Regions from separate parts of the Mus musculus genome. Here region 1 is linked to region 2. Evidence: chromatin loops called from intact Hi-C (ENCODE). Cell type or tissue: heart. All regions are shown on one strand. Links, peaks and the distances in the headings refer to the core of each region. The heading gives the core; the rest is flanking DNA.

Region 1 (11,094 bases), core at 1-8,000, 78 kb after region 2:
CCAGAAGGAACTATTCCTGTCCTTACAGTCTGTTGAATACCTGATGTGCGGTTTTAAGCCACGTTTTTTTTGTTTGTTTGTTTGTTTTTGTTTTTGGGTTTTTTTTTTTTTTTTTTGTGGTAATTTGTTATATTATCTGTAGGTGATAAACTTCACTTGATAGTTCTTTTTAGACTCCTGACAGAAGTGTGTTCTTTTACCAAGCAAGTTAAGTAAACCAACCCTTTCCACTCCATAGCAACAATTTTTTTTTAAAGGAAAAGAAGACTTATTTTGCCTCTGTTGGCCTCTGTGAGTTCACCACTTTAACAGCCTTGAATTTTATTACTCGTTTAGAGATTTAAATACTATGAATGTTCATGGGCATGGTGGCATACACCTTTAATGCCAGAACTCAGGAGGCAGAAGCAGGTGGATCTCTGAGTTTGAGGCCAGCCTGGTTTACAAAGTGAATTCCAGGACCGCTAGGGGCTACATAGTGAGACCCTGACCCAAACAATAAGAAATAATAATAAAATAAGTTCTGTAAGTAGCCATTTGTGGAAAGAAATCTCAGAAAAGATAGAGTAACTTTCTTGTAACTTTAATCCCATCCCCGTCTGCTTGGTTGGCCAAGAAGGAGGCATATTTCAGCCTCATCAAGCATGTCTGGAGCCCAAGAATGTGTCAGTGCCAGAGCAGATTTTACCTCCAACATGGAGATGGGGAACATTTAAAATTATGCTCAGTGTCTTAACTAGTTAACATTAACCTATATCCTTTTGATTTTCAAGTTATCAGTGCTCAAGTATGCCTGCCTGCAGACTGCTCATCAACTTCATGTCTTTCTTATTTCAGCAACTGTATGGAGTACGTGCAGTAAGAGTTGGTACTGTAGCAGAAGGCAGAACAAGGTGTTTGCAGTTCAGCAGGGGAGAAGAATAATTGCACAGCATGTATCAGATGGTGGTTGATGCCTGAGAGAAAAGTAAAGCTGAGAAAGGGGATGGGGTGTCTATGTTGGATAAATATGATTACAGTTTTAAAAAGCTTGATCATTCATTTCCTTTCCCAATGAAAGGCAATTACATGTGTGATATGTAAGGGGTATGATGTCATGCAACAAGAGGTTAGGATTTAGGGATGAGAAACCTTCCACCATGTGAGTTACAGGGAGGAACAAGTCAGAGATGGAACGTCTTCATGAGTCACACACAGTTAAAGAAATGGCTTCATTGCAGAGACAGGTATGGAGAACAAAGCTTTGTGCAAGGGTAAACCCATTTACAGGAAAACATCTAATCTATGATTCTGAAGATAATGGTTTCAGAATATGAACAATGAAGTCCTAGCCAAAAAAAAAAAAAAAAAAAAAAAAAAAAACCAAGTAAATAAGTTTATACTTGTATCTATGCTTTAATAACCATAGGTATTCAGCATTAATGGTCATTTCTGATAAAATAGACTAGTGTTCAAGTTTTTAAAATTAAAGGGACTATTCAGTGGTTCATGATATTCTCACAAGTTGAGTCACTTCCATTCTGTAATTTCAGGACATCTTTCTTTCTCTCTCTTTCTTTCTTTCTTTCTTTCTTTCTTTCTTTCTTTCTTTCTTTCTTCCTTCCTTTCTTTCTTTCTTTCTTTTAGATTTATTTATTATTAAACACAAGTACACTGTAGCTATCTTCAGACACACCAGAAGAGGGCATCAGATTTCATTATGGGTGGTTGTGAGGAAATTTTTCATTATCCATAGAAAAGCCCTTTGTACATATTAGCATCCTCCCATTCCTCTGACTCTGTCAATCACCAGTCTCTTTTCACTGTGCATTTGCCAATTCTTTACATTGCAGATCAATGGAAAAATAAGACATGTGGCCCTTTGTAACTTCATTTCATTTAGCATAATGTTCTAAAGGTTCATGTTGTATGTTCAAGGTCCTTTTTGTGGCTGAAAAATATTTTGCCATATGATTAAAACCTTATCTTGCTTATTGGTTGATGGACATTTCAGCTTCCTTTTTTTTGGCTACTAAGAATAGTGCTGTCCTAAAAACATACAAACTCATGTGCCAATAAATTTTCAGTACTCTTGGGTAGATGCTTAGGAGTGGAATTGCTGGATCTTTGTTTGCTTTTTTGAGGAAATGATGTTCACTTTACGTTTGACTGATGTATGACTACTTTGACTTCTTCATGTCCTTACCAATATTAATTTATTTTTTTTGCCCTAGTGGTGTGAAGTGTTTTCTTGTGGTTTGGGGAAAATAATTTATATAGTTAAAATCTATACCTTATCCCACAGATCAGCATTTTTTTTTTCTGCAAGGGAAAAGTTGTATTTTAAACTGTGTTCAATATCATTTCCGCTGCAACTACTCAGCCACCGATGACTGTAATGTGGAAGGAGCTATAGATGATTTGTAGGCAAATGTGTGTGGATGTGTCCAATAAAGTTTTACATATGGACTCTGATTTTTTAAAAATTGTATTTCACAGTGAAAATTACAGAAGATTCAGTTTCATTTTTTAAAGTAAGCCAGACTGGTGGTGCTTACTTGTAAATCTCAGCGCTTAGAGGCAGTAACAGGATGATTGCCACAAGTTCCAATCAGCATGGACTACATAAACTCAGTTGCAAAAACCACAAAAACAAAAAACAAAACAAAACAAAACAAAAAAACCCCAAACAACCAAAAGACAAAACTATAATAAAATACTCTTTGTCCAAAACCACAAGATTCGGAGTAGCATTTATCCAGGGGCTATAGTTTGATAGACAAACTATTTAAATGGAAAGGCGGCTTGAAGCTTCTAGTTGAGAATATCAAACTTTTTTTTTTTTTGTCATCTTGGATAGGCAAACATTTTAAAGTGAAATGGGTATCAGAGAAAGGTTATAGTAAATTTAAGAATTCATATGCATCAGAAAGTCCATATAAGTGAAATGACAATAAAAAAAAGAGACCATTGTAGCTCATAGTTAAATATGTTAAGGATCCAGCATCTCAAAGATTAAAAAAATAAAAAAAACCTCATTGAAAATGTGCGAAAACGCTTTGGTTCTGTGCCGTTTTGAAAGAGGAAATTCAAATAGCCAATAAATTCATGGCAGTGTCCAAATTCATTACATGTTATAGAAATCCCAGGATACTGTAGCTGGATGAATAGTACAGGTGTTGACAGGTAACTAGTTGATAAGCAACTGCATTTTGTAGTCACCTGTCCTGTCTTCAAACCGAACTCTCCAAACTTAAGAGTCAAAAGATGAAAAAACTGTCTCGGAGAGGAAGCTGGGTTGCTTTACAGAGCGTCTTTTCTGTGTTCTTCCTTACCCCCTAGTAAAATCTCTTCTGAATGGGCTGATTTCTGTCTGCTCCTGCGTGCTACGTTTCAGTTTCCTTGCTGCTGTCACCTTAGAGATTTTTCCTGCTTTTAAATTCTTTAATTGCTGAGGAAAGGCAATCCCTAGGGATTACCTAGGGATAACAAATGGAAGGGCGCTGGACTCGCTGGGCGCCCTGGGTCACATCCCGCATAAGGAGGGTGGGGAGACAGGGGTAGGTAGGTACTATTGCAAAAGGATGACCTCTCGTAGGAGGTTCGCGCAGTCTGGGACAGGTGGCTCGAGGTTTTCCTTTCATTAAGCCTCAGCAGTTTGCCGGGACTAAAAGCTGCAGAGCTCGAGACAGCAACGGAAAAGGAAGCGTCCGCTCTTGCGGCCTTGGATCTGGTTATCCGGGATAGCCTCACTCAGCTTTTAGTGACGTCAGGCAGCTCAGGAACACCTCATCCGGGAGCCTGGGGCGAGCACGCGCAGACCTCTAGCGTCCCACGTGGGAGTTGAGCCCAAGGAGGTGAGTGGGCGACTCCCTGGTTCTTAGGTGGTGTCTTCGTCCTTTGTTGTCCGCCCCCCTCCCCCTTCCGCAGAGGCGAAGCAGAGCCCTAGACCTGCGTGTCTGGGCATCTTGGGATCTAGCGCTGAGCGTGGGCTGGCGGCCTTTTGTTGTGCGTAATGTCACGTGCGTCCTCGGCCCGCAGGACGCGGAGAATGGTTCCTTCTTACTCTGGGTCAGACTCCCTGAGGTTCGCACTCCTCCGCCTGTGTGCATCTTGCTGCTTTCCCTCCAAGTGCACTCGCAGACGCAGCTCCTCCCCCTCCCTTCCTCCTCTGGGTCTCAGGATTAGGGACTGGAATCCCTACTGTGTTCTGTGTCCACTCCCAAGCTTTCTTCTCTGTGCCTTTCTGCCCACCAGACCTTTTTCTGCTTTCCCTCCATCCCTTTCCTCATATAGACAGCGTTCCCTCCCAGCACCTGTGTGTGTTTTGTTTCTCTTCCTAGAGGTCTTCCTTCTCTCCCTGCTGAGTGTTGCCTTTCCCTACCTGCCAATACAGGCATGGACTGGGTTGTCTTTACCCACAGGCCCCTGATATCCACTCCTTTCCGAGGTCAGACATCCCTGACTTAAGTGAGTTCTTAGTTCAGCATCTAGTGTATTCTCTGTAACTGACTTCTTTCTCTCAATTCCTCAGCATTCACCTCGATGTTTTGTTTTGCTTTTTCTTTTTCTATTAGTCACACACTTTCCCCATTGTGTTTTCAAAATACTTTCCTTTACCTCTAAGAAATTCCCAGAATCCAACCACCTCCTCGCTTGTGTTCTCACAAGACAGCAGGGGAACTTGTCAAAATCATGACCAATTTAAACCACGATAACTTCAGCTCCGCAATCGCTAGAGTCCTCACAAGCTTGGGTATGGGCCCAGGAACCTACATCAAAGCAGAAGTCAGAGCACAAGTCTGCCACCCTGGGCAGTGCGTTCTTTGAGTTTTGCTTGGCTTTATAAGTAGCGGCAAGAGAATGGAACAGGTATCTCTAACCCAGAAAACAAATACAGATCTGACCCTAAGTTTGTAGATCGAGTATTTGATGGTAAGAGTGGTATGTTTTGTTCTTCGACTTCTCTTCCATTACAGTGCAAAATCAGGTCCCATGCTTAAACATCGTTGCCTAGAAGAGAGCCAGGCACACAGTTAAGAGTTCAGTAAACTTTTGCTGAGTGAATGACAAAAGGCTGTCTCTGTGACTGCAAGATCACAGAGTGGGTGTGCAGTGCATCCAGCATTTTGTCCCAGCGTCTCCAGGCCACTGTAGAGCTTTCTCTTTTAGAATACATGTTGCCTCAAGCAGTGTGGTGTGTGAATATGTGGAGTTGATATGCTTGCTGTAGTTTGAACTTTGCCGCTTGATTTTCTCACCAATTGACTCCGGTTTTCAGCACTGTTTTTCCTGAGGAGAGGAGTCACTGTTAAGTTATCTCTTTGCCCCAGGTGAAATGAGCCAATTCAAGCCATATTATATTATATTATATTATATTAAAGATAGGTTTATTATGAGGCTGCTCTTGGGCAAGTTCACTGGCCCCAAGGATTGAAGCCAGAAGAGTCGCCATGGGGACTGGGGGTCGGGGAGGAGAATGAGAGAAAGGGCAAGCACAGAGAGATAAGGGAAGGAAGAGAAGAGGAGGAGAGGAAAAGGAGGAGGAGGAGGAGGAGGAGGAGAAGAAGAGGAGGGCAAAATGAAAAAATGTCTGGATTATATAGGGAGGAGCCTCTAGTGGAAGGGCAGCCCAACCCCTGGGCTATAAAGCTCAACGTTGGTGGCAGGGTCTACCAGGTAGAGACTAAGGGATGCTGGGAGAACTTGGAGGCCAGGTTTGCTTTGATATGTAAAATATGCATTTTAGACCCTTGTCCAGGGTCTGAAACCAGTCACCTTATAGAGATGTTGAGTTAAATTGTTTGTATTCCTTACCCTGTTGTGAACATACAAGTTTTCAGGTTTTGTTTTGCTCTGAAATGGGCTTGTGTAGCACAGGTTAGCCTACAACTTTCTGTGTAGCTTAGGCTGGCCTTGAGCTCATAGTCCTCCTGCCTCAGCGTTCTGAGTACCAGGACTATAATTTGTACCATCACGACACACAGACTTTTTAGTGGTTTTTTTTTTTTTTTCCCTTGTTTGTAGCAGTACGATAGGAGACACTTGACCATTGTCCTTATGAAACACATTTTTATTGCCTGATGATTTTTCAACTTGTTTGATCCCTTGTCCATCATCTAAATTTACTACTCGTAATATGTAATAGTTATGCATTATGGTGTTATGTGTATGCTTAAGTCTGTATTTGTGTGTACGACATATTTTATTTGTGGGTTTATATGGAATTTTGTGTGTACATGTGTGTATCACATACATCTGTATGTTCATATGTGTATGTATGTATATATGAGTGTGAAATCTTTATGCATCTGTATATCATGTTATATATATTTATGTATTTGAAGCAAACACAGTTACATAGTGAACTGTTTAGATGCATAATTAGAGTTAATGTGTGATGAAATTGTATTTACTAGAGATGAGCTCCTTTGATGGTTCTTTCAAATTTCATTTTGTGTCACAGTAAAATAAAGGCTGTTGTTAACCCAGCACATAACCTTTCACTTAATTTTTTAAAAATTTCATCATAATACCTTGGAATCATTTGAATCAATTTCTAAAGAGAATTCACAGTTTTTTTATGCTAAGCAAAATATGTTAATGATGTAGGAACTACTTATACTATAATGTTAAGCATGGTAGACATCCAAGTTGAATAAGCAGTTTGACTCCAAACTATGTTAAATGACCCTCTAGGTAGGCTAGGATCAGAATTTCATGTACTTGTGACTTGTTACTGACATTATGGATGATTTTTGTGCTTTTTAACACTTTGTATATTTTTTCAGATTTCCTGCAATGAGTACATATTACATTATTTTATAGTGAGGTGGTGTATTTATTTATATTTATTTATTTGCAGTATTGGGGATTGAACACTGGGCCTCACATTTGTTAAGCAAGTGCTTTTACCATTAATATACCATGAGATCCAAACAGGAGCAATATACCTGGCAAATTAATGGGACCCCAAAAAGGGATGATATACCTTGCAGGCTAAGAGCTCAGAACTAATAACAATTAACACAGTTAAAAAAAATTTTCTTGCAAGTTAAGATTTCTAATTGTAATTAAGAAGTTTCTGTTGGTCCCGTGTTATGTCCTTGCAAAATAAGGTTTCTATTTATAATTAAGACATTTCTGTAAATCTATGTTAAGTCCTAGTTAAGGGGTAAGTCTCCGTTTGTTCTGTGTTACATCCTTGCTAAATAAGGTTTCTTGTTGTAATTCTGAGTAAGACTCTGTTTCTTAGGTCTGATGTAAATTGCTTGTAACCCCGTTCACTTGATCTGTATCCTTGCCTTTGCCCCTTCCATTTTCCTTGTATCCTTCTAACAATGTGTAACAGCTAACCCTCTCATTGCTTAAAACACCTTATCTCTCCTATAAGAGGGACTTCAAGAGGCCAGCAGGGGCTGCCTCTCTGACCGGTCTGCAGTGCTGTCCAGTCCGGGATTAACAGCTAAATATAGCTTGCTTTAATTGGTGAGCTGTACACTTGATCTTTTCTCCTCAGGAATCTCAATTTTAACAATACCCCTTAAAGCCTGTAATCAGTTTTAATAGTAAAATATTGGGAAAATGCCCTTTTTAAAAATTTACTTGGAACTTTTAGAAGCATATTTGGCACATGTAGTAAAGAGGTCAAATAGCCTTGACCGTGAATCACTTGTCAGCTGCTGGTAGCAGCTGGAAGCCCAACATATTCCATATTTGGCCAGCATAGCCTGTGGTTTGAACACTCTGCTATATCCTAGTCTCACTTCTTAGAGGCTGAAATTCTTGGCTTTCCTGTTCTCTGCTGCTTCAAAACATGTCTGTAAGATTTTTTTAAGTTAGTAGTTTTCTCAGGTTAAGTAAATTGATGGATTTCTTAAGGCTCTAGCTAGTGAACTCATTTGTAACCATCTACTAGACGCCTTCTGGGAAGTATGTTACTAAATTTGTTCTTGCCAAGTCCTTAATGAATGCTGACCATAGTAGAGTACTTCTCCCAGAAGCATTTACATCTTTCCCATCTACTTTGTGTTTAGACACGTTTCTGAAATATTATAATAAGATTGTAAAAGAGTAGTGAAACTCATTGTCCTTTGTGTAAATTTAGCAGTTAATACATGTAACAGTTATATATTATGTGCTGATATTATGCTATGTACATGTTCATATACCTATATTTGTGAGTTTGACATGTATATGTAATGGGTTTATATGTATTTTTATGTGTATTATATACATATTTATAAGATCATATATGTTCACATATTTACATATGAATATGGCTGCATTTATATATATGTTTACTCACATATATATTTAATTTGTCTATACCATTTGGAAATACATTTTTTTTAAATAAAAAAAATTGTATTTACTTAGAAGCATTCAGAATGTCAACAAAACAGCTGCAATTTTTTTTTTGCAATTACAGAGTGGTATTCAGTTAACAGAACAATTATCTTCGTATAAGCTGCATCAGAGACAACTGAAGATGAAAAAAATAAAACCCAAAAAGAAAACCAAAAGAAAAAAAAAAAACCAAAAAACCAAACTACTGTCCTCATATATAACTAATTTGTGCTGTGCACCAACAAGAACCTGCTTTAAATTTCCATGCCAATTTACAACCCCCAGACTGTACCAGGCAAGGTTAGTGGCTATTGAAAATACCACCAGGACAGGGCTATCTAAAGACACATTCGGTAGTGTGTTAACTATACAAAAAAAGACACTGTACAGTTTAAAAACAAATCTTACACAGCCTTACATTTCAATTTTTTGATAATCAGTTGATACAAAATTTGTTGGGGTAGGTTTCTCCAACATCACCACTATCATAGCTGCACCCTAGTTCTACCTGTACTGCAGTGCACTAAAGATCTCCCATGACCAACCACAGCTGCTACAGACTCTCAGGCAAGTACAGAGACTAATAGTTCCTGGAGACCATCTGTTGTCTGCCTCAGTTATCTCCGTTCCAAACATGTAGCACAAGAATATCCTTGACCCCAGACTCTCAAGGTCACCTCCTCTGGGAAGCACATCCCTCCGCACCTGCCCACAAACACATGACATCTTTTTCCATCACACCTATGTCTCCTGACCTTGGAGTCAAACTCATTTTGACTTTGCACTTGTTACTGAAGCATCTATTGTCCCCTGAGATCAAGGGTGCCCAAATAATATGTTCGGACTATGCAGCTCTTGAGGTCTAAAAGTTTCCACTGTCACCAGTTGATTCTTGTGTTGAAGGTTTGCTCCCCAGCTGGTGGCGCTAGCTAGCTTGAGTTGGTAGAAAGTTTGGGAGCTGGGATGGGAGGGTTGGTTGGGAATGGACCACTGAGATGTGCTTTTGAAGGCTGCCTTGTCCTGAGCCATTTTATCTCTATTCCTCCCTCCTTCTCCTTCTCCTCTTCTTCATCCCCTCTTTCTCTCTCTCCATTTCCCTCTTCCCCCTCTCTCTTCTTGGATGCCAAAAGATGAATACTTACAACATGATGTTCTTTTTTTCTTTAAAAGGAGTGAGTTGTGTACAGGGGGGTTAAATGCTTTATAGACAAGAAAAAAAAACTGCGCTAGAACCAACTTATTCATCATCATCTTCTTCATCTTCATCTTCCTCGTCTTCCTCCTCTTCCTCATCCTCTTCATCCTCCTCCTCATCTTCCTCTTCCTTCTTTTTCTTGCTCTTTTCAGCCTTGACCACCCCCTTTTTCGCTGCATCAGGTTTTCCTTTAGCTCTGTAGGCAGCAATATCCTTCTCATACTTCTCCTTCAGCTTGGCAGCTTTCTTCTCATAGGGCTGCTTGTCATCTGCTGCAGTGTTGTTCCACATCTCTCCTAGTTTCTTTGCAACATCACCAATGGATAAGCCAGGATGCTCGCCTTTGATTTTGGGGCGGTACTCAGAACAGAACAAGAAGTCTTGTCTCAGTCTCAGTCGAAAGAGGCCTATTACTGGAGAATTCTTCTTCAACAATTATAACCTGACTGTGCGTCAAAGAATTCCTGTGGGAGACGAGTCCTTCAAGTCGTGGTAAATGTGGGAAAGCCTTCAGAGTTCATTAAGTACAGGGATCCTTCAGTGTTCTCTGTGCTTTCATGAAGCATGAAAGGACCCATATGGGGGATGCTGACTGTGATGTGTCCATTCTGGGAAGTCCACCAGCCTCCGTTCTTTCTTTGTTTTTCACCATAGGACTCATACTGGAGAAGAGCTGTGCAGATGTAATGTGTATGAAAAGCATTCCCCTGGAGTCTCCTGCCTTATTATGCATCTGAGAATTCACATAGGACAAAATGTGTGGAGTGTGGAATGGCTTTCATTGGTGGCTCATACCTTATTAAGTATAGAATTCACATTGGAGAGAGACTGGGAAGTGGGTAGAGTTGGAAAAATCCTTCAATGGCAGTGGTCACCTCATTGCATGTTAAGGAAAACAAACAAACAAAAAAACCAAAAGCAACCAAAATCCTTAACAGAAAGAAGTCCCTCATGTACAAAGAGTGCCTCTGCCAGGCATCAGAGGATTCATACTGCCTCTGCTGGAAGCCTGGTGGAGTTTTAACTACTGTGGCAAAGCCTTCAGGAAGAGCCCCTCCCTGACCAAGCAGCAGGAGTCACTATGCATGAGGTCTTTTGCTAGGTGTTCCAACAGGAGAAATTTTCAGTGCACCATTTTCCCAGGTTAAATACAGAGACGTCACACTGTAGCAATTTCTGGGAGACTCAGTGAACAGGAGTGGCAGTGACTATCAGCATCTCTTTAGTTACTGTTAAAATTTATACTCAAGTGTAGTTTGAAAACATAGCAACTCACCATCTAGTCCATGGAATATAACCCATGAGACATTATATCTCTAATAAACTGGAATTATTTTGCTCCTGTACAACAGACTGAAAATGAACCTTAGAAACATAATGAATTAAAACCATCTGAGTTTACTCTTCACTAAATCTAAGACCAGGAAAAATTTGAATGCTGGTGACAGGATCGAGAGAAGAGGAAGCCTTTATTCTTACTACGTTTCTTTCTTATATCCAGATGTTTTAAGGATGTGCTTGTAGTTCAGTGGCAAGGAGGGCTTTCCTAGCACTTGTGAAGCCCTCACTTC
Region 2 (11,548 bases), core at 1,697-9,696:
AAGCACTCCTCCAGATGAGTCGGATTTGCTCCTGACAACAAAGCGGTTGGAAGCAGCATTGGCAACAAGCAATAAAGGAGGGAGAAATGGATCTGCTGCAGACTCACGAACCTGACAGTGAGGGTCACACCTCTTCATAGAGGTCAGTTTGTCTCTCTGCACCCCTTGAAGCATTTGGGAGGGTTGACTCCAGGCTGCTGGCTATATGTCACCAGAGCCATACCATATTCATTCCAGCTGTCAGAGTCCCAGTGTACCAGCCCATTTATTATGTATTAGACCTCTCCTTTCCACCTTCTCTAGGAAACAGTGTCAGGATAAGAGCAAGGAATCCAAGCCTGACCAAAGAGTACTGGGACCAGGGGACAGATGTGTGGCCCTGTTCCTACCTCCTCCCTTACTTCTCACCGGAACATGGAAGGGATGGCTAGAGCTATTGTAGTCAAACTGTAACCCTGAGCAGCTTAGAACCATTATCCCTAGCACATTTCTAAAATGCCAAGCTAGCACCAGTGCCAGCTAAGTCAGGGGTCCTGGGTGGGTGCTGGGAATTGAACCCTGGTCCTTGGCAAGAAAAACAAGAGCTCTTAACAATGAGCCAACCCTTCAGTCCTAGGACAAGTGTTTAATATCTAACTAGAGTCTGTTCTAGTTAGATATTAGACGAATAGAAGGGTATGAGGAACAGGTTTACAGAATCCAGCGTGCAAGAACTGAATGGAAGGCCAGGAAGAGGATGCTGGGAATGCTAATGAGAAAGGGTGTGGCCTAGAAAGTAAGATGCTGCAGAAACACAATCAAGGCAGGACTCTCACTGCTGGAGAGGAAGTGGATGGCTTTTGTGAGCAGAGGGGGGTGAGGCCCCAGTGGACCCTCCAGAAATACAAGACATCTGGCTAACCTGGCAGTCTACGAGAAGTTTGCTCACAGTTTGCTGGCCTTTGGGAGTGTTAGGGGACTTGGATTTGGGGTGGGTTCCCACCATCCTAATTGGTAAGAAAAGTTCACCTGTCTACTTTTATTTCAAGCACCAGAATCATGGTATGCGCTAGACACAGTGTCCCTAGGACAGACTCTCATCCTCCCTGGAGATCATGGTCCCTCATGTACTATCACAGCTCACTGCTGGAGGAACCGAGCACATTCTTGTCTGACTCTAGAGTCTGAAGATCTAGAAACTCATATCTGCTGCCTCTAGACCAGTGGTTCTCAACCTGGGGGTTACATATCAGATGTCCTGCATATCAGATATTTACACTACAAATCATCACAGTAGCAGAATCACAGTTATGGAGCAGCAACGGAAATAATGTTACGGTTGGGGGTCACCACAACATGAGGAACTGTATTAAAGAGTCACGGTGTTAGGAAGGCCGAGAATCACTGCTCTAGACTTTGCCTCCTAAAGCCTTTTTCCTTCACAGATTTTTCTTTGCATCTTTGGCTATAACCAAAGCTTTTAGTCTGATGCTAAGTCCCGTGAAGCTCCTAAAAGAGGAATAGGTTTGAGGGCCATGAAACCATATTCTTCCTAAGTACATCTCTAGTGGCCTCCTGGAATCACCCCCCACTAGGGGGCACCCATTTGGTGGGGTTCTTACCTGGATGGCAGGCCCCGGTGCCTCCTCTGTCTGCCACCCACAGCTCAGCACCTTGTTCCAGCTGGGAGATAACTGCAGGTTTGGGAAGATCAGGACCTGGAAATAGGAAGAGACACAGGAAGTCGGAAGCTGCTCTGGGAAAAACAAGCCCAGGCTGCAGCTCAGGCTCTTGACCATCAGGACATGTGGGTATCTCACAGTCACATGAGGGTTTTGGTCTGTGACAGAAAGGACACAAGAGTGTCCTACAGGGAATGAGGACTCAAGGTTAAGTTAGAGCTCCATGTTAGAGGCCCACCATCATGACTCAGGAAGATTCCACCACTATAGCTAGGGAAGCAGAACTTACCCACAGAGAGAAGGTGCCCAAAGGTCTCCAGCATCACATCACGATACAGAGTCCTCTGGGTAGGGTCCAGCTGCCCCCACTCCTCTTGGGTAAAGTCCACAGCCACATCTCGGAAAGTCACTGGCTCCTGAAACATTTCCAGGCAACCTCGATTAGTTGGACCATCTAACTCTGTGGTAGAGGAAACAGGCAGGCAGGGGTCTTGACAAACTGTACACTCTGACTGATGTGCCTCAGCCCTCACTGGGAGCCTACTGGAGCACTATGGGGTAGGCATGGGCTACCATGACAACATATGAGAGCACTTGGCAGGATCAACAAAGCCAGACACAGCTGACCTATGACTGATCAGACAGACTAGACATGCAGGTTTATGACATATAGAAATGGCTAGAAGGGCTGGCGAGATGGCTCAGCGGTCAGGAGCACCGACTACTCTTCCAAAGGTCCTGAGTTCAAATCCCAGCAACCACATGGTGGCTCACAACCACCTGTAAAGAGATCTGACTCCCTCTTCTGGTGTGTCTGAAGTCAGCTACAGTGTACTTATGTATAATAAAAAATAAATCTTAAAAGAAAAAGATATGACTACTAGGTTTTTTGTTTTTGAGTATGTTTATGAGTGTTTGTGTGTATGCATGTCTGTATAGAGGCCAGAAGGCAACCTCAGGTGATCAGATCTTTGTCTTCTACACATTCTTCTATTGATGACCAGGCCACATCAGCATTATTTGTTATTTGATCACCAGGTCCCATCTCTGCCCCCTCCCTCTTTTTAACCTACTATCTTCGCTCAGCTTTCAGTATCTTACCCAATGTTCAAGAGGTTCTTTCCAACCCTATACCAGTCCTTCTCAACACCTTTCCCCGATTTTCCATTTTGTGTGTGGTGCTAGGACGTCCCACATGCTAGGCAAGCACTCTTCACACTGAGCTACACCACCAGTCCCTAAAACAGTGCTTCTTAAGATGTGGGTTGCAGCCGGGCAGTGGTGGCGCATATCTTTAATCCCAGCACTTGGGAGGCAGAGGCAGGCAGATTTCTGAGTTTGAGGCCAGCCTGGTCTACAAAGTGAGTTCCAGGACAGCCAGAGCTATACAGAGAAATCATGTCTCGAAACCCCCCCCCAAAAAAAAGATGTGGGTTGCAACTCCTTTGGGGGTTGCATATCAGATATCCTGCATATCAGATATTTACATTACGATTCACAACAGTAGCAAAATTATAGTCATGAAGTAGCAACAAAATAATTTTGTGGTTGGGGGTCCCCACAGTATGACGAACTGTATTAAAGGGTCACAGCATTGAGAACCACTGCTCTGGACACTTGAATGGCTTCTTGTCACTTTTCAATAAAGGCTGATCACTCTCCCAAAGATATCCAGGTACCTGCTCCTGAAACTTATGAATATTACAATAGTAACATAGACTTTGCCGATATGATAAAGACGACAAAACAGGCACATGTCCTGAGTTATCTGGGTGGCCTCTAAATGCAACCACACATTTAGGAGATAGGCGTGAGACTTGAGAAGTTGGAAAGTAATGTGATCACCTAAGCGAGATGCTACATTGCTGCTCTAAGGCTAGATAAAAGGCCACAAGGCAAGGAGTGCCGGGGCTACAGCTCTTATAGTTGGAAAAGCAGAGAACATCCCCTAGAACTTGGTGGAAGTATGGCTCTGCTTAGTTTAGTGGTGCTCATTTCTGACTTCTCATCTCTAGACTGTGTCCCCCCCACCCTCCCCGCACCTTTTTTTTTTTTTTTAATTCTGAGAGAGGGTCCAGCCTGGCTTTGAATTTATCATCTTCCTGCCTCAGTCACTCATGTTGCTGGATTATATGCATGCGTCACCACTCTTGGCTTACAATGTACATTGTCTTTTGCCACACATTTTGTAAATACTTGCTACAGCAACCACAAGAAACTAATGTACTAGACCTCTAGGGTCTCCTTATTTGGTCCTTGCTCCTGTGGAGGCTAGTCTCCAAAATGGCCCCTTAGTAACCCCCCCTCCCCTCCCCACCCCCGATCTGCATGCAACCATGCTGACTTCTATAACTGATAGGATACTGTGGAAATGACAGCATAAAGTCTGAGCTGAGGTCACAGGTGACAACACAGCTTCTACCTTGCCATCTTCTGGATCACACCACTCTATAGGAAACTTCACTTTACACAGTGAGACCTAAGTGCTTCATAGCAAGGCCTACAAGGAGAAACACTGAGTTCTCCTGCCAACAGCATGTGAATGAACTATCTTGACAGTGGGTCTTCTAGGCTCTGATAAGTCTCAAGTAATAACTGTTGGACTGTCATTTTGAATATAACTTTAAGAGCCTAGGGTAGATCCATAAACTAAGTCACTCTTGATTTCCTACCCCATCAGAAACCATGAAGTAGTGTTTATTTCAGGTCTCACTACGTTTTGTGTGTACTACCTGAAACACGACAACAGATTGATTAAACACACCTCTTTTCCCGCCCGTCTCATCGCTTACTCCTTGACAAACTGTCAGCCTCATGACGGTTACCTGAGACTTGACTGGGGCTGGCGAATCCACCTTCACTATGGCTCATTCATATAGCTGTTGATAGGCCTCAGTTCTCAGTTCTACACTCTGGTCACATTTCATGAAAAACTGAGATGACATGAATCTGATCATTTGCAATCTAAGACTATCATAAGCTTACTTTTCACACCAAATGTAATTAACGCAAATTTCCCCCAAGCAAACCAAATACCCACCTCCTGACCTCCAGAGCATAATTTCAAAGTTGCAGAACTTATGTATGAAATGGTCTTGGCTTCTGCTAGGTGAACTACGGTGAACAGAATAAGCAATTTGTCTACAAGTGCAGACTTTGATGATCAGGAGCTAGACAAACACTGATAGCCACACCTACCAGTTTTCCCAAGGCCCAGAAGGGCGTGACCCTTACTAGTTACTTCTGTTTTCCTAACTTGGTACCTCTGCCCCGTGAAGTTATGCCTTACTTGCAAAATAGGGGTCATGGTGCGGAGGTTCCCTTAAAAGTCGGTTGATTCTGCGCCTTAGGACATGTTTTGAGGACCGTACCCGCAATGTGGTTGCTCTGTAATGCTAGCCAGTCACCTGTCATCTCCGAGAACCGTCTTTCGGGATAAATGGGAGGGCGTTGGCCAGAGTGGGATCGAACCCCTGAGCAGAGCCTGTCAGTCCTCAGGGAAATGACCACCCTCCTCCCCTCCACCCCATGGCACGCAGACAGGAGGCTGAAGCATGCACACAGAGGGAACTAGATTTGGACCCAGGCTCGGAGGCTGAGCCACAGCGCTTGTTTCTCTTGTGGAAAAAGCGCCGCGGGTTACAGGTCACTCTGTCGGGGACAGCAGGACTCGGAGTCCAATCTGTCCTTTTTGTTACCTGAAGTTGTGTTGCTTGCGGCCGCGAGGCCATTGCCACTGTTGCTGCTTTGTCCTGGTGGTCCATTCCAGGCCAACAGGTTAGCCACAGACGTCCAAGGACACCCTAATTTTAAACTCAGCCCCGTCCTGGGGACCACCCGACTGGCCTCCCGCTGGACAATGGCGGCAGCGCCAGGGACACTGAGACTACAATTCCCAGAAGGCCACGCGCCGAGACGCAGCACTTAACCAATGGAAGCTAGCGCCAGCCCAACGTTGACCAATCGGGGAAGGCCTGGCCTCTGGTCTAAGGGAGTGCAACCACTCACAGGTCTTGTTTAAGGATCAGGTCTGGGTACCAGCAGAGGTCAGCTTACATTCCGTTACCTGCGGGTGCGGGCATCACTTGGGCTTCGAGTTGCCTGGAAAATAATCCTCCCGCCCTGACGGCTGAGTTCAGGGCATATATGCATCTGCACCGTGAGTTGGGCGCGCAGCGGCAAGGTCTTGGTGTTAGAATTGGTCAATCTGACCTGCTGCTGGAATTTTTTGTTTTGTTGGTTTTTTTGTTTTGTTTTGTTTTTTGGTTTTTTGGTTTTTCGAGACAGGGTTTCTTCTCTGTATAGCCCTGGCTGTCCTGGAACTCACTTTGTAGACCAGACTGGCCTCGAACTCAGAAATCTGCCTGCCTCTGCCTCCTGAGTGCTGGGATTAAAGGCGTGCACCACCACACCCGGCTGCCCGGCAGGCAGATTTCTGATTCCTGCCCAGTCTGGTGTACAGAGTGAGTTCCAGGACAGCCAGGGCTACAAAACCCTGCCTTGAAAAGGGAAAGAAAGAAGGAAAGAGAGAAAGAGGAAAAGAGAGAAAGGAAGGAAAGAAGGAAGGAAAGAAGGAAGGAAACAATGGGCTTTTGCTAGTTTTCACTAGGTTGATGATGTAATAGAAAAAGACCAAAAATACACTATACCCTTAAAGAGACAGAGACTATCAGGTGTAGAACAGCAGGCTCTGCCCTTCCTCCACTATCCCCACTCCCCAGTACTGGATATTGAACCTAGGTCTTTATGCAAGAGTGGTAAGTGCTCTAATACAGAGCTGCAGTCCAGCAAACAGCAGGTCCTTTTATTCTCATCCTCCCTTCTCTGTCTCTCCCTCCTTTCAGCCTAGTAGTTTCCTTTGTTCTCTCCTGGCATCTTCCTCACCAGTCTGACAATGACAGTAGTGTCATAACTGGTGCTCTGGGTCTGGGCTGGGCATTTCTAGGTTCTTGGCCTCTTTTCCAAAGAATTGAATTTAAGAGCTTACAGAAAAAAAGTAAGATAATGTTATTTGAGTAAAAGTGAAATTACATATTATGTAGGTATGCTATTAAAGATTGACAATGAGTTATGGGAGTGAAGATTCTCAGTGTCCAGATTATTGCTCAGGGCTTCCTTTTATAGGGTTCAGGAGAAGGGGGTGCTGATTACTAGATATGTAGTTTGGGTGGTTCTCTACTCTGATTGATAGAGTAAGTCATATATTCGTTTTCTCTACTGTGCATGTCCTTTTTATAATGCATCTGATTTTAAACATAAGTGTGCCCTTATGTATCAGCATAAGGTAAATAGGAGGGTCTCCCTAAAAGTAACAGAGGGCACAGTTTTCCTTTCTTGTGTATGCATCTGAAACTAGGTCAGGCCAGATCAGCTTTTCCATTCTTCATACACAGACAATGCTGAGAATATACTTGAATGGAAACTGTCTAATTTGAACATTGCCAAGGACGGGAAAACTTATACTACTGTTCAGAGATGGAAGTATGGGTAGCCTGATATAGCTAGAAGTTCTGAGGTTACTAGAGGCATTGTTTGGAGAGGTGTGTGTGTGTGTGTATAGTATGTGACACTGAAGGCTCCCAAGTGTGTTACTGCAAGAGGACTGTGTCTTCATAATCTCAAATCAAATAGGGGATGGGGGTCTTAGTGTACTAAACTATCTCCTATGCTCACCTGCCTCAGTTTCAAGCAGTGCAGTGGGTTTGAATGAGATATTTCCCTGTAGTCTCAGGCATTAGAACAGTTGGGGATGATGCTCTTTGGGGTGCAACCATGCTGGAGGAAGTATGACACTGGGACCTGCCGGAATCCTTGCAGTCACCAGAGCCAGCAAAGTAATGATCCACAGGAGGCTAAAGGGTAGCTCAGGCACAACAGGACTAAGTAGTTAGTGTTGGTTCAAACTTTGGAAGTCTGACCCCAAATAGTTTATTTTAGGCATATTTAAGCACAGCACAATTTGGTGAAAACTTTGATGGTGATAAACCTGATCAGGCAGGTTGGGTTTGATGGAGCCACCAGTGTAGAGTTGCTACAGCACCAGTAAAACATGGTGATTGTTAGAAATTGGCTAACAGCCACTCAAGCTATTGGCAGCTTCTCTCAAGTTGTAGCAGCCACTGTAGAAGCTATTCAAAAACCTTTTCAAAAAGGGTCTTATTTTGAATTGGGAAATAAAAGACATTTGAAAAATGAATGCAAAAGTATTCTAGTAATCCTGCCTCTTACCTTTGTCTATGATGTTAAAAAAAAAAAAAAGGAAAACATTAGGCTAAGGAAAGTTGATCCAAATTTGGCAAGTCTTGCGTGCACCTGACTGGCCAGGAAGAACGATGCTGCAACAGGATCCTTCCACACACGTTTATTGGGAGAGCTTGATTGCAGAGTCGAAGTGACCCCAAGCCCAGAACTGGCGCTGCTTATATAGGCCTAGGAGAGGCGTTCTCTCTCACCTGATTGGTTAACTTGTCTCTCATCTGATAGGTTAACTTGTCTCTCATCTGATTGGTTAACTTGTCTCTCATCTGATTGGTTAACTTGTCTCTCATCTGATTGGTTAACTTTGGTTAATTCTCAAAACCTCATCTTGGCAAAAGAACCTTTACTGCCTATGTATGTGTGGTGGCCAGCAGTAGCCAACTGCCACTCTGCAACTGCCACTCTGCAACTGCCACTCTGTAACTGCCACTCTGCAATGGCTTCCCACAGACAAGGATAGTAAATCTTAAAGCTCTCAAGGGAGCAACACTCAACCCTAGGAATGAGGGAGAAATTGACCCAGATAACCAGGCTCAAAACTCAATATCTAGTCATTCAGGAGGATCAGCAGGATCTAATGCAGTAGGGATAAATTCCTTAGTTTTATAGATAAGATTGTTATCAGAAGATGGACATTCTATGTTGAGCTGAAAACTGTTTCTTTAGAACAGTGGTTCTCAACCCATGGGTCACAACTCCTTTGGGGTCAGATAGCCTGAACATATCACACACACACACGCACGCACACGCACACACACACATTATAATTCACAGCAGTAGAAAAATTACAGTTATGATCATTGGGAGTCAACCACAACATGAGGAACTGTATTAAAGGGCTGCAACATTAGGAAGGTTGAGAATCACAGCTTTACAGTCATTCTAGATACTAAGGCAGATCATTCAGTTATTACCATTGTCCTAGTTTGGTTTGCATTGCTGTGAAGAGACACCCAACCAAGGTAACTCTTATAAAGGACAACATTTAATTGGAGCTGGCTTACAGGTTGAGAGGTTTAGTCCATTATCATCATGGCAGGAAGTATGACAGCTTCTACGTAGACAGGAGCTGAGAGTTCTACATTTTGATCCTACTGCAACCAGGAGATACTGTCTCTTTTGCACTGGGAGGAACTTGAGCACTAAGAGTCCTCAAAGCCCACCTACACAGTGACACACTTCCTCCAACAAGGCCACCTCCTAATAATGCCACTTCCCATGGACTAAGCATATTCAAATCACCACAGTCATCAAGTGAAAAGGTCCCCACACTGGCCAATGTGTAGTGGCCCACCACTACAAGATGTTGGAGCCTTAAAGATTCTTCTTGAACTGCAGTATTTTTTCAGGACTTTTATGTAACTTGTGGTAAAGAGATATATTATTACAACAAATGCAAGCAGTACTAACTACTAACTTACTAACTTACTGCTATTATAATGTAAGAAAATATAACCCCCCTAACTGGGGTCATTGATCAAGGGCCATCCAAACAGCCTTTATAACTACAGTGGATCTCTGATGACCTACTATGAATTGATCAATGGCTCCTTCATGACGACAAATTAAAACAGACCAAACCTCTAGTACAGGAACAATTGTAACTAGGACATATAGAACCTTTCGCTAGTTTCCTTGGAGCTCCACTATTTTTGTAATTCATAAAAGGACAAAGAATAAAATTTAGCTGTCAAATGATCTGAGGTCATAAATGCTACTATGAAAGCAATGGTGGCCCTATGATTCCTCAAGGACATTGTTATACTTGACTTAAAAGACTTTTTCATTATTTTTTTTACATCCTGAGGATAAGGAACATTTTGCATTCTTTGTTCCTACTTTAAACAGTCAGCAGCCATTAACACAATATCAATGGAAAGTTTTACTACAAAGGATGAAAAATAGCCCCACTATATGTCAATATTATGTACACAAAGCATTTAAGCTGGTGCTAATTTAATTTCCAAAAGTATTGGTCATTATGTGGATGATATTCTCCCCTTTCACGTATCTAGTGAATACTTAAATCAGTGCCTAGCTTTCATGGTAAGCAAACTAAAAGAGCAAAATTTAAACACAACTTCAGGTAAAATACAAAACAATCACCTTGTTGGGCCATGGTGGCACAACTTTGATCCCAACACTTGAGACTCAGAGGTAGGCAGATCTCTGTGAGTTCAAGGCCAGTCTAGTGTACACAGTGAGTTCCATGACAGAAATCCTGCCTTGAAAAACAAAACAAAACAAAAGAAGCAACAAAAATTACCTAATGATTATTTAGGATATATTAAAAAAAAACTTAACAACAAATTTGCTATCACCTTAAACTTTCACAAACAATGTACCCCCAGTTACTTAGAAAAAAGAGCTTTGGGCTATATTAAATTAGATACATTCTTTTTTTAAAGATTTATTTATTATTACATCTAAGTACTGTATAGCTGTCTTCAGACACACCAGAAGAGGGTGTCAGACCTTATTACGGATGGTTGTGAGCCACCATGTGGTTTCTGGGATTTGAACTCAGGACCTTTGAAAGAGCAGCCAGTGCTCTTACCCGCTGAGCCATCTCTCTAGCCCCTTTGGAGACTCTTGATGTGGTGATTTGAATATGCTTGGCTCCGGGAGTGGCACTATTAAGAAGTCTAGTCTTGTTGGAGTAGGTGCGTCACTGTGGGCATGGGCTTTAAGACCCTCATCCTAGCTGCCTGGAAGCCAGTCTTCTCCTGTTTACCTTCAGAACAAGATGCTGAACTCTCAGTTCCTCCTGCACCATGTCTGTGTGGGTACTATCATGCTTCCTGCCTTGATGATAATGGACTGAACCTCTGAACCTGTAATCCATTAAATGTTGTTCTTATAAGAGTTGCCTTGGCCCTGGTGTCTATTCACAGCAGTAAAACCCTAACTAAGATACTTGGTTAAACTCCATTAAAAAACTTGAAACAGAGAAAGTTATTGGTATATTAAATAATTCTTCTGCTAAAGTGGTAGCTCATAGAATTAACTCCCTACTTCTTCATCAGCTGTGTATCTTTCCTCCTCATCACTTACAGGGATTATATATCAACAGGGTAATGGTGTTACAGAAATTTATAATGTCATAACTCGCTACACTGATCTATAACTCCTTATTTATAAGAAATCATAGATTTGATAATGATGGGCAGGGCACATCTTAAACCACTTACTGGTAAAGAGACTACAGAAATGGTTGTGCCATTAAATAAAATGCAGGTTGGTTATTTGTTCCATGATGATAATAATTGGCAGGTAGCATTAGCATGTTACTTGGGATCAATAGATAACCATTATTCTAAAAATCTCCTTTTAAGGTATTTTGAAGATACTTTAAAATACCCCATGGGTATTACCTAACATTATATCTAAAAATAGATATAATTCTGGTATTGCCTAACATTATATCTAAAAATAGATATAATTGTATTTATAGAGACTGCTTTCTATGCTTTTACAGATGTCTCTTCAAAAAAGGACAAGAAGCTTATGTTTTATATATAAATTTAATATCCTCCACCAAAAAGATTGTACTCCCTCCTGGTTGTATAGCTCAACAATCTCAACTCACTGTAGTCAGCCAGATTTTTTTTCTTTAATTTTTTCGGCAC

Evidence for each region. Hi-C counts contacts between places; a loop is a spot of excess contacts. Peaks named below come from ENCODE experiments on the same cell type or tissue, not always from the same donor. Only the 100,000 strongest peaks of a DNase experiment are listed, where the experiment ranks them.
Region 1: it touches region 2 in a loop (2.2-fold over the local background); 3 of 42 quality-filtered maps call a loop at or near these places.

Annotation. Positions count from the first base shown.
Region 1 is chr7:12,796,336-12,807,429 of GRCm38, reverse strand. It overlaps Zfp329 (zinc finger protein 329), which reads left to right. Exons shown (of 2, transcript NM_026046.3): 2 at 1-3,652. It also overlaps a transcript of Zscan18 not described here and the pseudogene Gm18194. Among named protein-coding and RNA genes, the nearest start is that of Zfp329, 17 kb to the left of the region's middle. In heart, for the core only: no CTCF peak of the experiment used is centred there; a DNase peak (open chromatin) is centred at 3,789; H3K4me3 peaks cover 1,587 bases; H3K27ac peaks cover 2,546 bases.
Region 2 is chr7:12,875,172-12,886,719 of GRCm38, reverse strand. Zfp128 (zinc finger protein 128) reads right to left here and starts at 5,542. Exons shown (of 4, transcript NM_153802.4): 1 at 5,360-5,542; 2 at 1,951-2,077; 3 at 1,602-1,697. The coding sequence starts at 5,425. In heart, for the core only: a CTCF peak has its summit at 5,538; a DNase peak (open chromatin) is centred at 5,599; H3K4me3 peaks cover 1,712 bases; H3K27ac peaks cover 1,014 bases.